Regions from separate parts of the Mus musculus genome. Here all the other regions are linked to region 1. Evidence: chromatin loops called from intact Hi-C (ENCODE). Cell type or tissue: gastrocnemius. All regions are shown on one strand.

Evidence for each region. A loop is a pair of places that touch in the nucleus more often than their neighbours do. Peaks named below come from ENCODE experiments on the same cell type or tissue, not always from the same donor. Only the 100,000 strongest peaks of a DNase experiment are listed, where the experiment ranks them.
Region 2: it touches region 1 in a loop (6-fold over the local background); 15 of 42 quality-filtered maps call a loop at or near these places.
Region 3: a loop joins it to region 1, with 3 times the contacts of the local background. A loop is called at or near these places in 10 of 42 quality-filtered maps.

The regions. Positions count from the first base shown.
Region 1 is chr16:76,369,977-76,377,976 of GRCm38, forward strand. Nrip1 (nuclear receptor interacting protein 1) reads right to left here and starts at 3,073. Exons shown (of 4, transcript NM_173440.3): 1 at 2,896-3,073. In gastrocnemius, CTCF peaks have their summits at 265 (motif pointing left), 861, 2,455 and 3,471; DNase peaks (open chromatin) are centred at 250, 2,571, 3,214 and 3,864; H3K4me3 peaks cover 4,320 bases; H3K27ac peaks cover 4,536 bases.
Region 2 is chr16:76,198,944-76,206,943 of GRCm38, forward strand. All of the region lies in intron 2 of Gm30507 (a long non-coding RNA gene), which reads right to left. Among named protein-coding and RNA genes, the nearest start is that of Gm30507, 47 kb to the right of the region's middle. In gastrocnemius, CTCF peaks have their summits at 1,567 (motif pointing left) and 3,450; DNase peaks (open chromatin) are centred at 1,530 and 3,434.
Region 3 is chr16:76,861,633-76,869,632 of GRCm38, forward strand. No RefSeq gene overlaps it. Among named protein-coding and RNA genes, the nearest start is that of Gm30790, 87 kb to the left of the region's middle. In gastrocnemius, a CTCF peak has its summit at 4,644 (motif pointing left); DNase peaks (open chromatin) are centred at 4,325 and 4,713; H3K4me3 peaks cover 390 bases; H3K27ac peaks cover 321 bases.

The DNA of each region.
Region 1 (8,000 bases):
ATTGACATATTTTGCCTCATCTGTCACCTTCCTCAAAACTCTGCTTTCAGATAGGAGTTAATTCATTTTTTTTGGTTGTCCTCAATGTTCTAAAATAGTGATGTCTGGCAGAATTAATGCAGTGCTCTAGTTCTCTCTGTTCGGCTGATATTTAATTAAAGATCTGGGAGGCCATCTTTCAGGCGACACCGTGGAAGGAGGAGCCTTACTCCCTCCTTGGACAATGTGATAAGCCACATGGCAGAGGGTGCCTCCTTCAGGCCTCCTGTTTAACAGACTGCTTCCCTGCAAACAGTCCTCCAGCAGGACAGGTTGTATAGCACTTCCCTTCACACTGACTGTATGCTCAAACACATGATCTCACAGGCATCGACTCTCTACTCCCTAACCTTCTCCACATCCAAACTGTTGGTAAGTGGCACCACTCCTCCCTCTCTATATTTTTTTAATCATAGCTTCTGTCCCCCACCTCCCCACCCCAGAACCTCTCAAGGCACTGAGAACACTTATTTTGTAATATTTCTTGAATCTCTAATAACACAGGAAAATCTTTGCACAGTCAGAGCCACCTTGGAGCACAAGCTAAAAGAAGCTATCTTTAAAAAATTTTTTTTTTCTTTTGAGTTAATATCTTCTGGAGACTAGCCCACTTGAGTTGATATGTCATAATTTTTGATTCCGAAAGCGGCATGGGTAATTTAAATTGGCACTTGCTATGCATTACTGAAATAATTGTTCTCCGGGATGGCCTTTGGAAAGCCTAAACTTCTAATCATGTTTTGACTATACAGGAACCATAAGGGATGTGTCAACGTAAGCAGACTCCAAGAGCAATAGACTAACAAACAGACTCTAGGTGGTGGTATAGGTTATTTTTTAATCACAATGTTTTGCTCTTAAAGCTGTAGGAGTCAAAGCCTTGGCCTTATCCACAAACATTTTGCCATTGCTAACGCACAATATTTTCAGATCTCTCGATTATAAAAATTCAAGTTCGGCAAAGTTTGGAAACACAGATAGGTGGCTCTAAGTCTTCTCGTAGCCACTGAAGCCTGGTTTCCAAGTATCTTGAAGGCACTTCACAGGACTCATCTGTATACAAACAAGCAGCAACCGAACTTCCCTCCTTAGAGTTTGTATGTCTACTTTTTAAGTATATTTTCTTCATGCTCCAGTCCCTGAAAGGCTAAGTGTGGAGAGAAGTGTCCCCAGTAGAGTTATTATAAAACAGGCTGGAGTAAGTATCTGGTTTGCAGGTACTGCCTGCTACAATTCTGACTCTCCTTCTTTGTCTACAGTAACTAAGTCCTGTACAGAAATTTCCTGTTGGTTTTGAAGTCCCTGAATCAATTAAACCCTGTTGGATATTACCAAACTGCTGGGCAAAACCAGGGCAACTCACTTGGAAGTGGAAGATTTCAACATACTCCAGACAGCAGCCACTCTTAGGGGCCGTGCATAGGAAGCACCGTTTGTTTAAAAAGTCGACTTATTTCACTCTTAGACAAAGGTGGCAACCTGATGATTAAACACTGGATAATTGCATCTGGAAGATGCCGCCCACTTGCTAAACCTGTGATTCACTAATAAGCGGGTTCAATGTAATTCATAACTTTAAAGAATTACTAAAGCCCCTGCTTTACAAAACCCAAGAAACACAGACCACACATCATTTAAGCATGTATTCGTATACACAGACACAGACAGACAGACAGACATGCCAATCTTGGTTTACTTTTAGTCTGTCTCTCTTTCTCTAAAAACACGGTTTTCCTTCAGTGTCACAATCAGCTTACATGAGCAGACAAACTCCAGCCTGGTGCCACAAAAAAATGAGTTAAAAGTTCTTGCACCTAATCATGTCCGGACTTTCCCCCAACTAAAATGACCCATTAATTAAAACAACAACGACGACGACAAAGTATTTTAACGTGAAATTACCTAACGTTCCGTTTTTCGTTTACGACCTCCAGAATCCAGTTAAATTACTGACATGATGGAAGGTAGAAACTCCTGGAATGCCTTAGAGATCAACATGTGTCAGACTCTCTGCCTGTCCGCCTTTTAAACACAGTGGATTCCTTTGTTCCTTCAGTCTGAATATCAACTCCTGATTAAAATTTGGAAAGTACTTTGGAAAGGGATAGGAGGGTCTGGGGAATGTTTGCACGCTAGAGGGTTTCTTCTAACAACAATAGTATTAAAGGAGGACAGTGGCACCAGAGAGGAGAGCGGTCTCCCCGGACTTTACCAGGCTCATGCGAGTGAACCCCCTCTCGGATGCTGGGGGAACTGGGCTGAGGCCTCGGGTGCAAGGAGCCTCGCCCTCCCTCGGCAAGCGGGGAGCTCGTGCCCAGCAGGCCGGGCCTGGGGCTCAGTGCTGCCCCTTCTCCGAGTCACTTTTCCCGGCCGGGGATCGGCGAGCACCGCGCAAGGGAGACGGCAGCGATAGGCGGGGAGCAGCGCGGGCGCCACCGAGAGCACCGCTGGGCGGCAGGACCGAGCGGCGCGGCAGCCAGCGCCCGGGGCTCGGGGCCAACGGGGGCAGCTGGGCGGGCGAGCTCGACCGGGGCCCCGCGACCCGGCCACCCGCGTGGGTCCCGGCGCAGAACACCCAGGGCGGCTGCGCCCCTCGCGCCAAGGCTGGCACGGACGAGCCCGCGGCTGGGAACTCCACAACTTGGCGGCTGCGCCGGCCGGGCCCGCGAGTTCCAGGGGAGAGCCGGAGCGGGGCGCGGCGGAGGGCTGTCCCCGGGATCCGTGTTCCCGGAGCTCCCCGCGGGCCTCCCCCGGCCTCCGCCGCCTCCACGGGCCGCGCACCCAGGCCGTGCCCGGGCGGCGCGGCGTCCGCTCCCGCGAGCTCCGCACGGAGCCCGGGCCGCGATTGCCACTCACCGAGGCCGCCGCGGCTCCGGGCCGCCGATCCGCGTCGCTCCCTCCTTCCCAGGTTAGCCGTGCCCTGCGGCCGCGCGAGGCCACGGGCGCTGCGCTCGGGCGGGCTGGGGCCGGCTCGTCCTCCGCCTGCGCCGCGGTCGCCGTCGCCTCCCGAGTTCGGGGCTCTGCTGCAATGTCTGCGAGGCTGACTTTGAGCGCCTCGCTCGCCGCCCGCCCGCCGCAGCCGCGCTCCTCCCTCCGCCGCCGACTTCGCGGCGGCCGGGTCCCTCCCCTCGCTGCTCCACGCCATTCAGCTCTTCAGCCAAGTTTCTTAACCCTTTTCTGCCCCTCCCTCCCATTGTCACCCGGGCCGAGCGCGCACCCGGAGGCTCGGCGGAGCCGGGGAGCCCACCGGGCGTCTGCAGGCCTCCTCGCCGGTGCTCCGGGTGGGGGTCCGGGACTGATCGGCCTTGAAGGCAGAGAGAGGACGCGGTTGGACCCGGAGAAGGAGGGGGTGCTGTGCTTCCCGAGCCGGCGCCCTGGCTTCCCAGCCCCGTCCAGCCAGCCGCCTGGACAGATTCCCCGCTAGGGGCCAGGCGATCGCCCATGTCACCCGTGCCGGGGCAAACGCTGGGGGCACCACAGGGGCGTCGGGGCACCTTAATCCTACCCCAGGTTCCCCAGCCTACGTGCTGGCACCTTAAGTGTCTCCCTTTCTCCCGTTTCACCCCACAAACACGCGTTCTTTTGGCGCCCTTTACCCACCCTCAATTTCCACCTCCTTAAAATCTGTGTCCCGCTCAAATCCCGGAAGCTGCGGCGCTGTATAACTCTAGGTCATTTTGACCCCATGCTCAGCACCTAGTAGGACCCAGTGATAAATATGGCATGATTCCAAGCGGAAAACTGGAAAGGAGACCTGAGGAGTGCACAGCTAGCTCCCTAGACGGACGCAGGACCCAGGAACCTGGTTTCTCTTCTGCTGCTTTGTCACTGCGAAGTCTCCAGCAGGGTCTGCCCGCCAAACTGCACCACCCCCAGGAAGGATCTGACCCAACAGGACTAGGAGATGGGCTGTCACTTCTTTAAAGCAGCTCTTGCTGGGTTCAGAGTCTCAATAAATAACAATTACATCATATAGCCAGGGTGGCAATGCAGGGAAACTTGGGTTTCCTGCAGCCTGGTCTCGCTGAACCCGCCTCTAAATTTGAGGTGGGCTAACAGATTGGTGAGGCGAGAAAGTGGAGGGAGGAGAGAAAAATAAGAAACCATGATCTCTTCCTCGCCTTGTGTTTTCTGCTTTTAAAACCTATTCTCTCTACTCCCTTCATATCTTACTTGTGAAGCCTCCTTTTAACGCTCCCCCTACCCCAGATGTCTCTGTCTCGTTTGTTTTTGACTCTAGTCATGAAAAGAATTACCTGCGGGAAGACTTGTGGTTGCAGAAGTTGTTTTTGTTTGACATTAAAAAAAAAAAAAAAAGGCTAAAGTACATCTTCGATTCACCCTAAACTCTGAAGTGCTATCCCTGCCTTAAAATACTTACTAAGACAATTTTGTGGATGAAGCTTTCTACTCTCATATGTTTTCATATCCTTAAGAATTTCGGTAGCATTTGGAAGCAGTTATTGATGCACACCAAAACCAAAAATTATCCAAGTGACCCAACCGTATTCTTTACTGTTATATAATAGCTCTATAGCTATTTTTCGGATTTTTCAAATGAAAAACGTCTGGGGTATCTTCCCAATCTTTAAAGTAAAGGCAATTTTTCAAATCAATTCTTAATAAAGCTATATTCTAGCACAGTCCTGAGCACATGCAGGAAATATTTTCCTTAATGGCGATGATGGTGCATTTTAAAATACTTATTATCTGTCCTCCTAGTGACTCACCTATGCAATCTGTTGTCATCTAAGGTAGTGTCAATCTCATGTAACAGCATAGCACTCGCATATGCCGCAGTTCAAAATCTGCTTAAAGCAAATTAGTAAAGGCAGCATTAATCCCAGGCATCATTACCTGTCCGGCATCATTTATCCGGGATTGACAAAAAGCAAATAATTGCAAATTAAATGACCAGCATAATTGTAACTTATTAGCTCTTTAGTTTTTTTTTTTTTTGTAAATATTATACAAAGACATTCTAAATGTATCCCAATTTAATGTGCCATTTTTTTAAATTCAATGTCAGTTTTATTAAAAGGCATCGTTGTGGTAGACTATAGCAGATTCAACAAATGCTTTCATTTAGCCAAGGTGGTACTGGCCTGTAATCCCAACTACTGGGAGGCTGAGACAGGAAGTGGGAAGGTGGAGGTCTTCTAGAACGTTTTAGCAAGTGCAAGGATGAAGTTCCAAAAGGAGACCCAGTTTTGTAAAACTGAGATAAGGATGAAGCAAAGAGATACTAATGAGTGTAAGGCAATGGGTTCAAGCCCCTGCAACACACACACACACACACACACACACACACACACACACACACACACCGTATTTCAAGCTTCTCTTACCAGTAGGCAAACATTTCCTTCTCTTTTGATTGGCAGTTTCTTCTCTGGAACACATTGAGAGTCCAGATAGCTTGTCACAATTAATATAAAGGTAAGCTAAGTAATAAATGGCCTGTAGGAGAGTGAAGCTCCCATGGAGGGCTGCAGTGACAGACGTGGAGACAGATATTTGAGCCCACTCAAGTGTCACTCTGAAAAACATTCTCACTTTTTAAGGAGGTTTTAGATCTCCGAGATTGCCCCAGCAAGCTAAATCTCGTTTGTTCTGCTTGCCCAGTATCAGTGCTAAAACTCCAACAGCTATATATTAGACGATATACCAAAGCAGACCACCCCCACCCAATGTAATAAGTAAAATCCTGGACTCTTCTTGATAACACACGTGTGTTGAATGAACTGCATAGCTTATGTAGAATTGCTAATTGTGAGAAGATCATTTTGAGTTTATTCTTTCTGTTAGAAAGAAAATCAGTACTGAGACAGTAAGATGGCTCAAAGGTAAAAGCACTTAGCGCATAAGCCTGGCTACCTGAATCTGATCCTTGGAAACACGCTCCATAAAGTTATCCTCTGAACTCTGCACGTGTGCACAGCACATACAGCCACACAAATACACACAACTTTTCTCTGTTCCCAGGAATGGAGTCGCATACATGCTGACTGGTCTCTCCCAGCTCCTACTGTGTATTTAATAATTTTATATTTATAAAAATACAAGTGTCCAGGCTAAGGGGAATCATTATGTGGATATTGGAGTATAGGGAATGTACAAATGTCTCTGCAGTGATTTGTTATTTGGAGGCCAGTTCTCATAAGAAGCGTGTGTAATGGAAAAGATGTCATTCGGTTTATAGACCTAAACCTATGTGTTATACAAAGTCTATCACTTGGCTCTAGAGACATGGCTCAGTGCTTAAGAACACCGTCTACTCTGTCAGAGGACTCGGGATCAATTCCCAGCACCCACATGGCAGTTCACATCTATCTGTCTGTAACTCCTGGATCTGACACCCTTACACAGACATACATGCAGGCAAAACACCAAGGCAAATAAAATATAAATAAACAAACAAACAAACAAACAAACAAACTTTCTTAATGTTTCTCAGGCCACTGGAATTCAATATTTTAGTTTATTCTCCTGCGCATATCTACCAGTAGTCTGAGATTGAGAGATTTTCATGTGCTTTTTACACGACTCATGTTCAGCATCCTTCACGCCAGTTGTTGTAATGCTCAGCTTGTCAACATTCTCTTCTAGAATAAAATCTAAGCCCTGCCCCTACTCGAATGGAGCTACCTCCAACACGTAGCCTGGTGATGAGCAAAAAGAAGGCATTCTGTAGGCGTTGGCCAAGTGACTGTCATGCCCTTGAGAACGGAGTGGTTATTTTTATCTGAGGTATGGATATTAGGCCAAGGGGGTCAGAAAACATTTTATCAGGAAAATGGTGCTTCGGCTGGCTGATGAAAGGTGAGAATCTGCTAAGTCAGCAGAATGGAAAAAAGGATTCTCTGGAAAGAAATGGAGTAGTGATAGTTTTCCCAGTAGAAAGTTATGAGAAAACAGAAATGCACACCATAGAGACTTGAACACACGTGTGCTATGTGTACATGTGTAACCGATCACGCGCAAATGGAACCACTAGTCATTTTGCCACACTCCAAAGAACATGGCATGAATCACAAAAGGGATTTCAGGTGTGATTTAAAATTTTCAGTAGCCACATCTCATAGGCACAAAGAAATGCCGTTAGCTTGAATTGTATCACTGTATTCTACAATTGATTCAATACATACAAAACATTTTAACCATCTTTCAAAAAGAAAAAAAAAAAACAGGGTATTGTTATGTAGCGCTGGCTGGCCTCGAACTCATGCACTCATGATGACTGCTGAGGTTATAAGTGTGCACCACTATACTCTTTTGAACACTAGGTTTCCAAAATCCAGTGCCTTCTCATGTCACAACAGCCTGCAGTTTAAGCCACTGCCATATTGAGTCCTACAGTTCTAGACCAGGAAGACTGCAGGAAACTGTTAATGGTATCAACAAAACAATCTGTTAAGGGAAACCCTAAAGCTTGTGTCACATAAGATTTCATTTGACAGTTCCTGGTGTTTACACTGTGTTATAAAGCCCACTTTGTGGGTGTGCAGGCTTTGATACCAACCAGAATCAGCAGAGTTGACATTCTATGTACCGTGTCTTCATTAACCATACTGCAGTGACAAGGGTTCCTATTTCTGTTAACGTTGGGTGGGAGACTGTAAATGTAAACCGTAGTTACCGCAGAAATAAAACGCTATACATTTTGAGTTGAATACGTGAAAATAAACAAACAACAACAAAACAAAACAAATCAAAAAGAACAACCTCTCTAGAACACAAGACTGCTTCCGGACTAGTTCCGGTTGAGAGTCATCGTAGCTGTAGAAGCTGGGGGATTGCCTCTACCAGCACTTACATGTGGACTTCAGAATCCACCCCAACTTCCCCAACCACGTTGGAAGCAGGCACCTATCCCAAGCTGCCTGGGTGAATGTGTGACAGTTCACTGAGATGGAAAAAAAGTCTGAAGGAACCAAAACAAGACATTTAGATACCCTGGC
Region 2 (8,000 bases), 170 kb before region 1:
CACATTGATCCGGGCTCTTTCTTAGTTTCCTCATCTCTTAACAAAGGCCCCACTTTCTAAAACATCCCCCTGGGGGTGTGGAACCCAGCACATGAGTTCAGATCACTTGAATTCTGAATTGTACTTTACAGCAAGGCCCTGTGTACCATCCGTCCCAATCTGGGCTTCCACTGTCAGCATATGAAGAAGCCACAGGCTCATTCCCTGGTCTTAGTAACCCCTGTCCCAGTGCCGTGTGGCACAGTTTGGTAAGCGTGACCCCTAGGCCAGCTGTTCTCAACTGTCTGCCTTATTTCAACAATCAAAGTTTCATTTTCTTCAAGTTAAAACAAAATTCTAAAAGGATTTTGTACCTTGAACATTGAACTGAGAATTCCTGACTTTTGAATTACTTGGAACATCTAAGCTAATTTTAGAAACATGGCTGGATGTCTCTGTCAAGACTTAATTCTTATTTGAAAAATCAGATGAGGTCAGCTTTCACTTCTCTTGGGATTTCGCTCAGTTAACACAAAATGTCTTTACCTTTTATTTACTCTCTGTGAATAGCTCTGCCTCACTTTTAAAATGTGCCTATGTTTAGAAAATAGATATAGAGAAGGAAAAAAAATGGGAAGTGAATTTTTTTGAATGTAGATAGTTTGGTGCTGTGTAGCAGAATCAATGAGAATTTGTTTCTAGATGGCTTCACCAGTGTGGACACCCGTCACATACTTCCAAATTGCTGAGAAAATACATTCTTTTAAAATGGCTCATTAAAAGCAGACATAGTCACTCGTGCCTAATATCTTAGTATTCAGTAGATGGAGATAGGAGGATCATGGATTCAAGGCCAACCTGGGCTACACAGCAAAACCTGAGCTACCCTGACTCAAAGCAATAAGAGTAACACAAACGAATAAAATAAGTAAATAAGAATGTCGTATAAGGCTGGGCGTGGTGGCGCACACCTTTAATCCCAGCATTTGGGAGGCAGAGGCAGGCGGATTTCTGAGTTCGAGGCCAGCCTGGTCTACAAAGTGAGTTCCAGGACAGCCAGGGCTACACAGAGAAACCCTGTCTTGCAAAACCAAAAAACAAAAACAAACAAAAGAATGTCGTATAAGACTGCCTTGTCCGGCGCTCCTTTACTCCTTCCAGTCCTGGCTCCAGAGTGCTCCCTGCAAATCCACGAGGAAGATGAAGCCATTTTCTCTAGAACTATCACATCACCCGTATAACTAAAATGTGCTTTTCGTTTTGCTCTGAACCCCCTTTCAGTTTATCTCTACTAGGGAGCAATCATTCCATTCCTCCCCAGGAAGCTCTCAGAGGTGGAGTGTAAGGTGAGGACTGAAGACCTGCGATAACTCAGTCCAGCACGTGGGCCACACCTACCAGGTCTTGGAAAATAAGATTGGAGAGGGAAAAGGAAGACAGGAGTTAGCAGAAGGGAACTTGACTGTTGTCCAAGCACAGGGGCTCAGCTTCCCCACTCAGTTCCTTTCTTAGGAAAAAAGTCATTTCAGTTTCCTACACTGGAAGGTGGATGAAGTCTAAAAAGCCCCCTGCTGGCCACTCCTATTTCCACCCTATCAGTGCCTTTAAAATATAAGGCATACAAATTCCCTTACTTTAGCCATATTTATAACATAGTTTAACTTTCCATAACTAACTGGGATTTCTTCTACTTTCTCTTTTATTTAATTAAATCGACTATACCAATGCAAACTGCTAAAGACATGTCCCTGACTTGACTGTCTTTGATCTTTTTAAAAAAATAAAATAAAATCAATTGTTTAAAAAAAAAAATACATGTTTCTGGTGAAGTAGAATCTAAAATTATGTAACTAATGGATTGGTTTGTTATTTTTATCCTAAAGTGAAGAGAAATGTTGTTGTTTTTTTTTTTTTTTTACTATCTAAAGAACATGAAAAAAATTTAAATTAAGTAATAAATCAGTTTTGTCCAAAATTATTTAGACTAATGATTCCCTGTCTTAGTCTAGGAAACTGGCAATAATTATGCATAACAAACAAAAGCCTTGGCTGACTTTGTTCCATGCTCTAAGTTTACTCTACGAGGTCAGTGTGCAGACTTCTCTAGAAAAGAGAATTTCCTGGGGCAGACTGACCCAGGTTGTACAGGAATGTAAATAAAAATGATTGAGGATTCCTTTCTTTGCATAGAACAAATATTTCATGACTTTGTATATTATAATCCTCTTTCTCGTGTCTAACAAAGACATCATAGCATCAGCCAAATACTTAAAGCCTACTATTAAGATAAAAGCATTACTCCAATTTGTCATCACTTCTATTTAATTATATTTGTAAAAGAAGTGTGATTAATGGCACAGAAAGCAGATGCTTTGTAAGAGTGACAGCCATGTCACTGTGAACACAAAACGTTCCTCTGAAATGGACTCCAGGGTCTTCTGCCTAGCAAACTTGGGCAAGCGTGGACGTGCAAGAGAGAGCTGCCACAGTAATGTTTTAGTATTGCCATAGCTTTGGATGAGATTCTCTTCCACGTGAACAAGTCTTTCCTCATTCCTGACATCACTAACCTTTAGCAAGTCTATGGTTCCTCCATTCCACAGCCTTTGTAAAAACAGGAATGAATCTGCTACATGGTGTTCTGTACGTGAGCTTAAGAACGTTACTTACTGTATTCCAGAACACATTACTCCTTCAGGCTAGGGATACACCTGCATGACGGAACATCTCCTACCATGTGTGCATTCCTGTGATTGCTTCCTAACACCACAAAGGGCACAAAAAAAAAAAAAAAAAAAGGCAAAACCTTAAGCTCTCAGAGTCAGCATTATGAACGCAAGCCAGGACACGCTAAACTTTTCCTGAGGCAGAGTCCAGTCGAAAACTTTATGACAATCTTCCTGGATTGAGCTTTGCCTAAGATCTTCCCGTTGGTCATGAGACAGTCAGGGGACTAAAAGTGTGTCACTTGATTAAGTTTTTCAGGCTGATAACAAGAAGGTAAGCAACTATGTTATCCAGGAGGTTCCAAAGTCCCATGTCCATTCTGGGTCAACTACAATAATTCCCCTTCCTACGTCCAGACACTGCCTGTCACCTAAAGCCCATTAGGGGGCAATTTCCTAAAGCTGAACCCGAAGAGATTATGGGCTGCCCAGCTCAACCGAAGAAGCCAGCTAGTGTGAGTCACCAGAAAGTTCCTATAACCTAAGAACTTCTCTTACAGAAAATGCTACTTCCCAGGCTATCAAAAGAATCATCTTTCCCCTCAGGGCAAGGCTGGCTCTGCACACACAAATAGAGAGCATTTTCTTCGGCCTCCAGTTCAGATGGAGAAGAGTGATTTCTGTGTTGTTTATGTTCACTTGCTCTTTCAACCTAAGTTCAAAGGTTTGACTGCACCTCAGCACTTCAAACCCTTGGGCGGTGATCGCAACGTTCCATTGCATAGACACTCCTGAGGGGGGCAACATTGAACCTGTCAAGGATGGTTTCCCCTGCTTCTGGGCTCTAATGCTTCTCTCTCTACCAGTAGAGCTTTCAGCAGGAAAGACTCATTGATTTAGAAAGAAAAATGCTCCAGGTTCAAAGTTGAGCCAAGCAGTCCTTCCGTCCCACCAACAAATGCTAAGTACATATTCACTCGTGTTTGCTTTCTCAAGAGAGATTAGGAAAAGGAAATAGGAACACATTTGTATAGAATTTTCCTGAATCAAAAGTTATTATTGAAACCCAATACTATCCTGAAGCAAACAACCTTCTATACACAGTTTTAATATCAATTAGTTAATTGAAAATACTAATTGCCTATAAAAACATTCCATTTTCACTGAAAAACATCCACAACACATAAAGTATATTTAAATATACGATACACTAGGAAACAAAACAACCTGGAAGCACTGCTAATTACTTTGTCTTGCCAAGTTTGAACAAAGGGGATTCAATTTTGTTTCTTTAGTTCTGGGAACTGAACCCAGGGTCCTGTGCATGAGAAACAGAGAGTCAGAAACTCCAAATGTTGAACAAACTTTGACTTCCTCATAGAAAAATGAACCAGTGATTTCTCTAGACTCTGAGGGAAAAGCAGTCTTTTCAGATTATAAACTGTGAATGCCCTTCTCTTTCTAGACCACTGTGTTATGACAAATTGGCTACGTTTTATAACTGAGCAATGTTTTGACTCTTGGGGAATACTATAAAGTATGGAAAAACATGTGAGTATACATGTACTCTCATATAACCCAATAAGCTTACGTCAGTATAAGTGTTTTTGAACTGACTGTAATAGTCTAAGAGTTTGTGTTGACAGGAAGCACATAACCAAACACATGATTATGTTAGTAACCATATAAATATAAACTTTAGTGAACTAGAGCATTTCATTCTATATTACTTCACTAAGAAAATGTACTTGCTGCCTTAAGACTCCTTCACTGTACACTGATGAGCAGCTAGGATTCTCAAAGACTCTCAAATCCTCAGCGTTCTGTTGACTTCGGATTATGCACTTCTCTTGTTCACAGGGACCCTTATCCACTTGACACTCACTAAGCCACTGCTGTGAACTTTGCTTTGAGTTTGATCTCAGTGCTCTCCAAAGCCACTAATCATTTCTTCAATGTAAAACACAGTGAGTGCTTGGACATCACATATTTAATATTTTTGAATGATATTGCTACTTTCCTTAAAAATTTGCATTAAAATCCAACTCCTGGGGCCCCAGAAATATGACCTTACTTGGAAGTAGAGTCATTGCAGATGTAATTTGTAATAGGATGAGGTCATACTAGAGTAGGCTGACCCTTCCGCCAATATTTCTGGTACTCTTATCCATAAATGTGTCTCTGATGTTAGAGACACAATGTGACAGTACAGACAGATTGTTGTGCACTCCCAAACCAAGGCAACCAAAAATTTCTGGAGAACCATAAGAGAATCAGGAAAGGCAACAAAGAGTTACCCTACAGATTGTAGAGGTGGCCTGTAGCTTCCAACAACTCCAAAGAACCTCGAGACAATAGAGCACTATAGTTTTCAGAAGCCTGGCTTAGAGTAGTTCACCATGGAAGTCTACTGCATACCTTAAGACCACTAAGCCCTGCACTGTATTTTTTTCAAACAACCATACTACAGTCTCAACAAGATTCTTCCCAGTTCCTAATATGCTGAGGTTCCTTGAGACACCGAAAAAACCTCACACTCTATGACCATGTATATGTTAGGGCTTGTCAAGTTCATAACCATAGTTTGCCTACATCAACCAATGAACTATATGACTATATAGCAGAGCAAGCTCAATCATACACAAAGGGCATATCCACTCTGAGTTAATATACATCCTTCCATTTATTTCCCCAAAAGTAAAGCAAAAATAGTTCTACAGTAAGTCTTCCCATGTCCTCTAGTTTTCCAGTATTTTTTGAAGAAAGACATATATGCGTGTGGACCCTTGACATAAAGATGAACAAGAGATCTTAAAAATGCTGAGGCAGTCACCATGCTTTTCCCTTCCTCTTCCTCTATTCTTCATGAGTGGTGACATATCTGATGGTTTCTACAAGCCACAGTTGCTTCTCAGTAAGCCCCAGTATGGGATCCATTTCATTTTGGCTGAAAGTAAAATATTCTACCTGTAATGTATAATAGAAACATTGAACATTTATGGAACCAAAAATAAGTTTAAGAAACAATACCCATATAAAATTAGAACACGGTGGGGATTTTTTTTTGAAAGAATGGAATTGAAGTTCTAAATGAATAGATGTATGTAATGCCTTAGTATAGGACGCTATATACATGTGATACCTCTCAAAATTATTTCATGTATTTAAATCCTACTCCAGTAAAAAAAGTAATATTTAGCATTGAAAAATAAAATATGTTGGAATAAAGCTATTCAATGAGACAAAAGATTCCTACGATGAAAACCTTAAGATACTGAAGAATTAGAGAAGACATTGGAGTCAAGCTGTGGTGTCACACACCTTTAATCTCAGCACTTGGTAGAGGAACGCAAATCTCTGAATATGAGGCCAGCTTGGTCTATAGAGAGAATTCCAGGAAAAGTCAGGACTAACTGAGAAACCCTATCTTGAAAAACCAAGACAAAGAAGAAGAGGAGGAAAAGCAGGAGGAGGAGGGGGAGGAGGGGAGGAGGAGGAGGGGGACGGGGGAGGAAGGAAGGAAAGAAGGAAGGAAGGAAGGAAGGAAGGAAGGAAGGAAGGAAGGAAGGAAGGAAGGAAGGAAGGAAGGGAGAGAGAGACAGAAAGAAGGAAACAAAGAAAGAGAGAGGGAGGGAGGGAGGGAGGGAGGGAGGAAGAAAGGAAGGGAGGGAGGAAGAAAGAAAGAGAGGGAGGGAGGAAGGGAGGGAGGGAGGGAGGGAGGGAGGGAGGGAAGGGAGGGAAGGAAGACAGACAGACAGACAGAGATATAGACATTGGAAGATGGAAAGACCTCCTGTGTTCTTGGGTTGGAAGAAGAAATATTGTGAAACTGACTTTCATACTAAAAGCAATCTATAGGTCCCATGCTATTCCAATCAAAATCCCACCATCATTCCTCAAAAAAATGTGGAAAAGCAATATTATGTATGTGGAAGCATAAACAATCCTGGGTCATCAACCCAAACCTAAACAAGAAGTAAACTGCTAGAGAAGTCACCATACCTGACTTCAGGTTGTACCTCAGAGCCTCAATATCAAAATCAGCATGGTGCTGGCACATGGAGAAACATACAGATAAATGGACCACTGGATACAGATAGAAGTCTACACAACTACAACCACCCAAACGTTGGTGAAGATGCCAAAAAACATGCATAGAGAAAAGGCAGCATCTTCAACAAACAGTGCTTGGAAAACTGAATATTACGTACAGAAGTATGAAATCAAATTTTTATCTCTTATTCTGCACAAAACACACATAAAATGGATTAAATACCTCAGTGTAAGATCTGAAATTCTGAAACTGCCAGAGGAAATCATAGGAATTATACTTTGACATACAGACTCAGTAAGGACTTCCTGGGCAGGACTCTAGTTGTACAGTAAATAAAGCCAACAACTGATGGAGGGGAGACCTCATGAAACTATGACCATTCTATATAACAAAGGAAAGTGACAATCAGTGAGTGAAGAGGCAGCCTCCAGAGAAGACTTTGCCAACTGTACATGTGTCTAAATATTAATTCAGAGAATTAGTGTCTGAAATACAGCCAACTAAAGGAAAAAAAGTTAAGCATTAAAACCATGAACAACTAAGCTGAAAAGCAGGCCATAGAATCAGAAAGCTCTCAAAAGAACCTCAAATGTCTAGGAATAGTTTTTTAAAGTATTGGCCATTTTTAACCACCAGATAAATGTAAGCTAAAAACTACTTTGATCTCTCTTCCTACTTAGTTATAATGGCTATCATTAAAGTAGCAAATTACAATAAATATAGAGAAACTTATATTCTGTCCATAGGAGGGTAAGCCATCCTTACAAACAGTTGGTCGGGGAAGTCATTCTGGAAACAAATATGGAGATTTCATGTACAACTGAAAACAGAAGTACCATGCCACTCTCATATATACTCAGAGGACTGCATCTCCTGCTACAGCAATGCTTCCATGGATGTGTTCATTGTTTTTCTAGTCACAATAACTAGAAAACAGAATCAATCCATATGCCATCAATGGACAAATGAGTAATTAGAATGGGGTACATGTGAACAGTAGAGTTTTATTCAGCTATAAAGAAAGGTGAAATTTAAAATTTTTTGCCAGAAAAGAATGGAAAAGAAAGGAAGAGAAAGGGAGAGGAAAGGAAAGAAAAAGAGAGGAGAGGAGAGGAGAGGAGAGGAGAGGAGAGGAGAGGAGAGGAGAGGAGAGGAGAGGAGAGGAGAGGAGAGGAGAGGAGAGAAGAGAAGAGAAGAGAAGAGAAGAGAAGAGAAGAGAAGAGAAGAGAAGAGAAGAGAAGAGAAGAGAAGAGAAGAGAAGAGAAGAGAAGAGAAGTGAAAGGAAGAGAAAAGAAGAGAAA
Region 3 (8,000 bases), 490 kb after region 1:
AAGTTATCCCACATTATGATGTGCATATCCTTCTGAAAAAATAAAAGTAGATTAACAACCCTGTAGAAAATAGGCAAAAGATATAAAATGATGAATCTGAGACAGATTTTTTTAAAAAAAATCAAAATAAGAACACAACACAAAGGAAATTAGCAGAAACAAAAAGGTGGACAGGACACCTTAATTCAGGGACTACAGAACATAGGCTCCACTGTTAGCAAGAATATAGAGAGACAGAATCCCCATCAGGGCATTTGGGAATAACTAGCTTAAGGTGCCTTTGGTCTTTCTACACATTGACCATGTCTAGCCACTTAGGAATTATTTGGAGAGTATGCTGTGGAAGGATATAAGGTTCATGGAGTCTATTTAAAGCATATCTTTGTTAACAGTTACTTGTTAACTTTCCATAGTAGAAAGTTTAAATGTTAGTGTCTCCTGGCGTTTGAGAGTAAAACATGCTGCAAACTTTGGAGTCTAAGGCTATGGAAACCTGATGCAAGCTGAATGAATGCAGTAACAAATAGGAAGGAACAGGGACTCTTTATATCCTTTGAGATGGCCATTGTACAAGACTTCTCAAATGGGAGAACTGTCTGGGACTCTAAGGGGAAGGAAATCAGCAGCAGATGGTCATCCTCAAAGACCCCCAGGACAGTGATTGGTAAACCTGCAACATATCTATAAGCTACCTCTGCTAGCAGTGGACCTTGTCCACAGGATGCTGCATCTCTATGGCTAGACACAGAGCAGAGGCAGGGAGACGTGCACACGATGAGTAAGAGCTACATGCCCCTTTGGAAAGTAAATGACTAACAGTGCAGGTAAGTGTAGAAGTCCCCTTGACTGGGTTTGGGGAATTGAAGAAGGTGGTAACTAGTAGCAATTTCAATTTCAAATATCTCAAGTCCCAAATTTTGTGGGTACCATTCCCATCAAGATATTCCTCAGAAAGGAATAGTACATACTAAAGCTAGAAAAATATAGAATAGATATTAAATATTAAAATCTATGCCAAACTATAAGAATAGACTATAGATGATCTTCAGAGGTTAACAAATAAATGTTAAATATTTAAGAATTTAAAAAATTAATATTTATATTCTAAATACATATCACATTTAACCTATTAAATGTACTAATGAATAGAAGATGCATCACATATACATACACTATAGTATGATCTGTAGGTATAAATATTAATTTTGTAATTTTGATTAATTATTTGATTAGCCAATTAAATTAAATTTCTTCTGATTCTTAATTTCTCTATTCCATATAACACTAGACTGTTTGGTGAACCAATACTGCGCTTATCTAAAGGAGAGTTGGGGCCTATAATATAACCGAAAGCAGAACTTAGAAGGTAGTGGGATATCTTATGGGGAGGGGGGGATGAATCAGAGCTCCAAAAGAGCTCCAAAAAATATAATTATCCCAAGAATAGCTACTGATTTCTTCAGAGGGCAACATGTAAGTGTATGAGAGGAACCTAAGCAGAGCCATCCACCAACAAAAAGAACAACAACAACAAAAATAATGGTCCTCACAAACGGAGGACTAAGGGTTTTGCCTGTCCTTCTTAAATAAAGTGTATTAAGTTTTATCTAGATAATTGGATGGATGGATGGATGGATGGATGGATGGATGGATGGATGGATGGATAAATGGATGAGTGGGTGGGTGGGGGATGAGTGAATGGAGGGATAGATGGATGGAACAAGTTCTAACAATGACATTGAATGCTTTCCTAATTAGATTAGATGAGAACTCAGATACAGGTTAAAAAAGACTAGCATTTTCTTATTTTCAGGTAAACTTGTAGATGTTCAAACTCTTTGTATATTTTCTAGATTGTAGACATTTAATAAGTTTGTTTCCTTCTCTTCTTCCTCTGTCTGTCTAACCTTGTGACATTCCCACTGAAAAGCATGCTTCAGCATCTCTGAGCTGGCATCACACATCTCCTCAGATGCTAACACCATGTCAGCCACTTTCACTTTTCCAACTCTATTACCAAGTATTAACTTTTACTTATTGTTTCCAGCATGATCACAATAATGTCTGTTTCTTGTTACTGAGTGTTTCTTATGGTGCATTCTGTCTTGAAAGGATTTTCCCACTACCTCTTTAGCTCTAAATCCATAGCCCAGGACATTTGCCAAAGCTAATTTTTATCATTCTGCCAAACTTTCACTTTTGATTCTTCTAACAGCTTTTCCAGTGACATTGCCTTTCAAGTCTTTATAAAATGGTTACAAGAAATTTCCTGAGTCTGATTTTCAAAAGTTTCTATGACTTCACTTCTCCAAATATGACTCTACATGTACACATTGAGAAGAAAAATATCACCCCTTGATGGCTATGCAGTGCCATGGGTATGAGAGCTGACCTTACCGCTTGAGCGGGCAGCATGGGAGAGCTGGCCCCGAGGCCATGAGAGTGGGAGAGTGGGCAACTTACCTTACCTGGGCAGCACAGCAGAATTGGCCTTGGTGGAGAGGGTGGGGGCGAGCTGATCCTGAGGGCTAGAGCTGGAGAGTCAAGAGAGCTAACCCTGCTCCTTGATGGTTGCAGTACTTAGAACTAGCAGGGTCAGTGCTGGAGAGATGACTCTGGTGGCATGAGTGTGGGAGAGCTGGCCCCAAAGACGTAAGAATGGGATGGTTAGTCTGCCCCTTACCAGCTGTTACAGGCAGGAGACCCTCACCTGGGCAAAGTAAGAGAGCTGGCACTGGTGGTGACCAACTCAACTACTACGCAAGCCCAGATCCAGGGTTATAAGTTGGCCCACCCCAACATCTACCCCATCTATGAACTCCTGGAGCAAGTAAAGGGGCAGATCCCGCAGCTCTTAAGCTGCAGGAACTCTGTGACACAGGGCCACAACAGGGTATCAGAGAGGAGTCCCAGTGAGGATCCAGTATTGATAGTGTAGCAGAAGCCAAAGTCCTAGAACCAGACAAATGACTCATTGCAATGAACATTTACAACTACAGCTGTCTGGACCAAAGGGTATACTCTGTGACAAACCATGACACACAGCAGCTTCACGGTCAGATAATTTTGCAGGTCTTGTTTCCTTGTTCATTTTTGTTTGGTTGGTTTTGTTTGTTTTGTTTGAGGGATTACAAAGGCAGAAAGAGGGATGGGGAGGTGGGTGGAATTGGTGTGCATGATGGGAAATTGACAAAAAATGAATAAAAAGATTTTAAAATGTCGACCACATTTGATGAATGATTGTGCATGTATTTACACATCCCACACACATACACATACATATCATATGCATATAAGCATATTACCTGCATATATGTTTGTATATGCATATGCCATTGCCTGAGTTCAGGCAATGAACCTTAATGTATATGCCTTTAATTTTCACTATTTATGAGGTAGATAGTTTTGCTCCAGATAGAGTGCACATTATCCTTAAAATATTTGAGAAAACATTAGAAGCCACAAGGACCCACTCAGGGCCTTTGCCTGCCTTTTCCCCCTGAGGTAGGACATAAAACTTGGAAAAGAACTTCTGACGTTGCCCCAAGGCAGGAAGTTGGACACTTCTGTGCTAGGCACACTTCCTATAGCTGCCATGAAACATGATGCTTATGTTTGAAAATGCCAGGACCCAGAAAAGGGGATGATCAAAGAGGATGGGTAAGACTCCCCAGTCCATAGTCTGTAAACACATGCTCTTCTTCCTAGCATGCCCCTCTCCCATATCTACTTTTTCATCAATTCCCCTACTAAGAAGTACACAGGTTATGCATGGTGAAACACGCCTTTAATCCCAGCACTTGGAAAGAAACAGGGAGATCTCTGTAAGTTCAAGGCCAGCCTAGTCTATATAACAGGTTAGCCAGTGATAAATAGTGAGAACCTTTGTCAAAACAAACAAACAAACAAACAAAAGAGAAGAACACAGGTATATACATTTTAGGGGTGTCCATTTTAGGGGTATGGTGTCTTCATTTTCTTAATACCATAAATCTGAATGTATATATATGTATATATATATATATATGTATATATGCCATTATTTAACTAATATTAATTATCTAATACACATAATTGCATCATTCCATCTATTTCAATATGCTAAGGGAATAAAATGGCTAGGTATTAAGTTCTTCAGAAAGAGTAATGGGTCAGCTCACTAGACGCTTGTGGCCACCAGCCTTCTCGACCTGCACTGTCTCCCCTTCAGCTTGTAGCCTTCTCCCTTTGAACTGCCATTGAAGACCAGTAGAATAGGGAGTTCAAAGTGCTTTTTGTGTGGTAGTGGCCATTTGTATCAGCCTGTGTCCTGACCTTAGGAATCTCAGTCACCACAGGAGGGAAGTCCTCTCTGCAGACACAGGCACGCCTTTGAAAATCGCACTAGTTAGTTTTATATCCTGCTTGACTGTAACCTTTGTCATTCCAAGCTTGTACTTCATTATGACTTCTCTCTCTCTCTCTCTCTCTCTCTCTCTCTCTCTCTCTCTCTCTCTCTCTCGCTCTCGCTCTCGCTCTCTCTCTCTCTCTCTCGCTCTCTCTCTCTCTCTCTCTCTCTCTCTCTCTCTCTCTCTCTCTCTCTCTCTCTCTCTCTCTCTCTCGTCTTTTCCAAAGAAGAGAGAGTCCTCTAGTGGCCGCAGCAAGTTCTGTCTTGAAGTCCTCAAAAGAGAAGAGTCTGTAGAGGGAGCCTTTTAATTCCTAAGAGCTATGAGAGTTGATGATCTGGGAGGAGCAAGGTATGATGTGAAGCAGTAAAAGACACAGGGAAGGATGACAGGATGGCACGTAGCCAAGACTTCTCATTCCGATGCTGGTGGCAGTCAGGGGATTTGATGAAGCCTTAGAGACTTGTAGACGAGAACCACTGACTTATCAAGATCTTCCTGATTATCATTAATGATTTATTACCGTTCCCTCCTCCTTGTTCTCTCAGATCATTTCTCACTTATCCACACTGCTTTTGGACCACACCGGTGCCTCGCCTACAACTGTCAGATCCACATGGAGCCTTCTATTGCATAATCCTAACTGGAAGTAGCTAAGGCAGAGAGAGCCAGTTATCATTATGTTTGTATTAGAAGAAAAAAAGAGTCAAGAAAATACATTTGCATTTCTGGTTTCCTGCTTTTTTTTTTCCTCATTAGATGGAGAGAGGGGGATCATGAGGTCATTTTCTCTCTTTAATTCTAATGAAGCAGCTGGAGAGATCAGAAAATCATTGCGCATAGTCAAAACCAATTAAAGGGAGAATAGTAGCAACCTGCAATTATCCATATTTTAAAAAATGATGCCAGAGATTTAATTGGATAAATAAAAGTCTGCCTGTATTCCAGTAACAATTTGACTTGTAACTCTACTGTAGACATTTCCGCAAAGAAACCACTGTGTCTCTTTTTTGGAGTCTTGCTCAGTTAAACCTAAGCACACGCTTCCAACACAATGGCCAGGTGGAAGGCTTTAAGGATGTGTGAAAGGCCTGAATTCTATGGCTATTGCCCAAAGTGAGAATCCAAAGTAGAAAAAAAATTTGCCTATATTCTCATGGCCTTCAGGAGGCAACACAGCCATTCCAAGTGCCCTAGAAAATAGGAACAAAATGTAATGAATGAAAATAATCACTTATCTAAGGACCACAGCCACTGCTTATAAAGTATTGTTCCGATGCTATGGTGATGAATCATTTTGGGAATCAAAGTGTTGCACCATGTACTGCCTTTCAATACAAGTAGACCACACAATGGTAGGCCATGTTCCACTTCACACCCTGCGCAGTTTACAGAACGAAATGTTCCCCTGCCACCATGTAGTACATCCTTCTGGAACTGTCCCACATCTCCAATTCATAAGCATTCTACCCAGAAATTGTCACTTTGGCATAAGGATTATTTTAAGGGAACAAACAAATAAAAAACAAAAATCGCTGAAAACAATAGAAGCAGGAACAGTCTACATCCAAGCACAAGTTTTCTCCTCCTGAAACATAGGAATGACTGTTGTGTGTTTGTTGTTTTTTACTGAGGACGCCACCATTCTAGAGATGTCTCCTTCCCTAGTGGCACAGGCCTGTAATTTGAATGCTGAGACATGATGACCCCCCAGTTTAAGGTCTGTTTGGGCTACAGATCTCTCTCTCTCTCTCTCTCTCTCTCTCTCTCTCTCTCTCTCTCTCTCTTTCTCTCTCTCCCATCTCAGGAAGAGAAGAAGAGAAAGTCTTTCAACAACTCTGAGCAATGGAGATTGCACTGACTTAGATCTGCATAATAAGGTAAACAAACAAACAAACAAAAACCCCACAAAACAAAAACCTATGTTCTTTGTTTTTCATACTTTGCCTGGCCATTTTTCCATATTTTTTCTCCCACTCTAGAAGTCTAAATTCTACCCATCCTTTGGAGTTTTGTATCTATGATCACTCTGTATGCAAATGTAATACATGAGCTGATGCCATAAGAGACTTCTACTGCTAGGGTGAGGGCTCAGTGGTTCGCAATGTTTTTCTGTCCTTCGAGAGGACCCTGGTGACAGTTCCTTGAAGCTCACATACATCTATAGCTCTAGCTCCAGCGGATGTGACACACATCCACAAGCTCTTACACACATGTGGTACACATACAGTCATTCACATTACATAAATAAGTAAATGTTTAAAATAAATAATTTTTTCTTATGAATCTGGCATTGGTTTGTGTCTTGTTTCTGTTTTCAGATAGGAACGCACGTATGCCACCCCGGTTCTTGCTTGCTCTGTGGCCAAAGATGATCTTGAACTTGTGATACTTCTGTTGTTCCCACGCCATTGGGTGCTGGGATTGCAGGTAGACGCCAATACATACAGTTCATGTAGTTCTTGGGATCAAGCCCAGGGATTCCTGAACACCAGGCAAACAAAGAGCAGCCATCAAACAAGGACCTATAATTGCATATGAAGCACAAGATGTACAACTAAGAGAATAAAGCCTAGGAAAGCCATAAGGTCTGCATAGCACACAGATCTGGGATGTGAATTTAAAGGAGTGATTATATAATGTGTCATCCAAACTAAGAAATATATACAAGTGAAAAAGCACACTGAAAATAATGAACAAATACTGACTGATCTGGGTCAGATACAATGTAGAAAAGTCTCAGGAGGCTCCTGAGCACAGTGCCATGTAAGGAAGAGTCCACAGAAGCAATATCACCTGAACTGAGACCTGAAGAATACAGAAAAAGGAAACACTGTATTAAGGTTCAAGATGTTATTTAAAAGTTTTCATCATAAAATAGCATAATTCGCAATATGACTGGAGATCTCAAAAGGCACAAAGAGGTGAGGAGAGATAAGGGTCAGGTTATCGAACAGGACATAATGAACCAAAACACTATGCTGGAGAAACAGCAGCATTTGGAAGAATGGCAAATGTGTCTAAGGCTTGGGACAAGCAAGGAGGAAGGTTAAGCAGGAATCAGAGATAATATCGTTCCTAAAACTGTTGGACCTCGGTTTTGATAGCAGATGTAAGCCAATAAAAAATTCCTTCCTAGGGTCTGGCAAGAAGGCTCAACAGACAGAACCATTTCTCACACAATCCTAATGTGCTGAGCCAGAGCTCAGGATCCTGCTTTCGGAGAAAATGCCCACTCCCGCTGGTTATCCTCTGACCTCCTCATGCTTGCCATGACACGTGTATGCCTGCAGACACAGAGAGGGAGAGAGAGAGAGACAGACAGACAGACAGAGAGACAGAGACGGAGATAGAGAGACAGACAGAGAGACAGAGAGAGACAGAGAGAGACAGACAGAGACAGAGACAGAGACAGACACACAGAGAGAGACAGAGACAGAAAGAGACAGAGAGACAGAGACAGACAGAGAGAGACAGAGACATACAGAGAGAGACAGAGAGTGACAGACGCAGAGAGACAGAGACACAGAGACAGAGAGACTTTTTGCTGTTTCCATCACAGAGTAGTATAATCTGTAACTTGGTCTGAGTTTTTAAAGGACCACAAAGTAATTA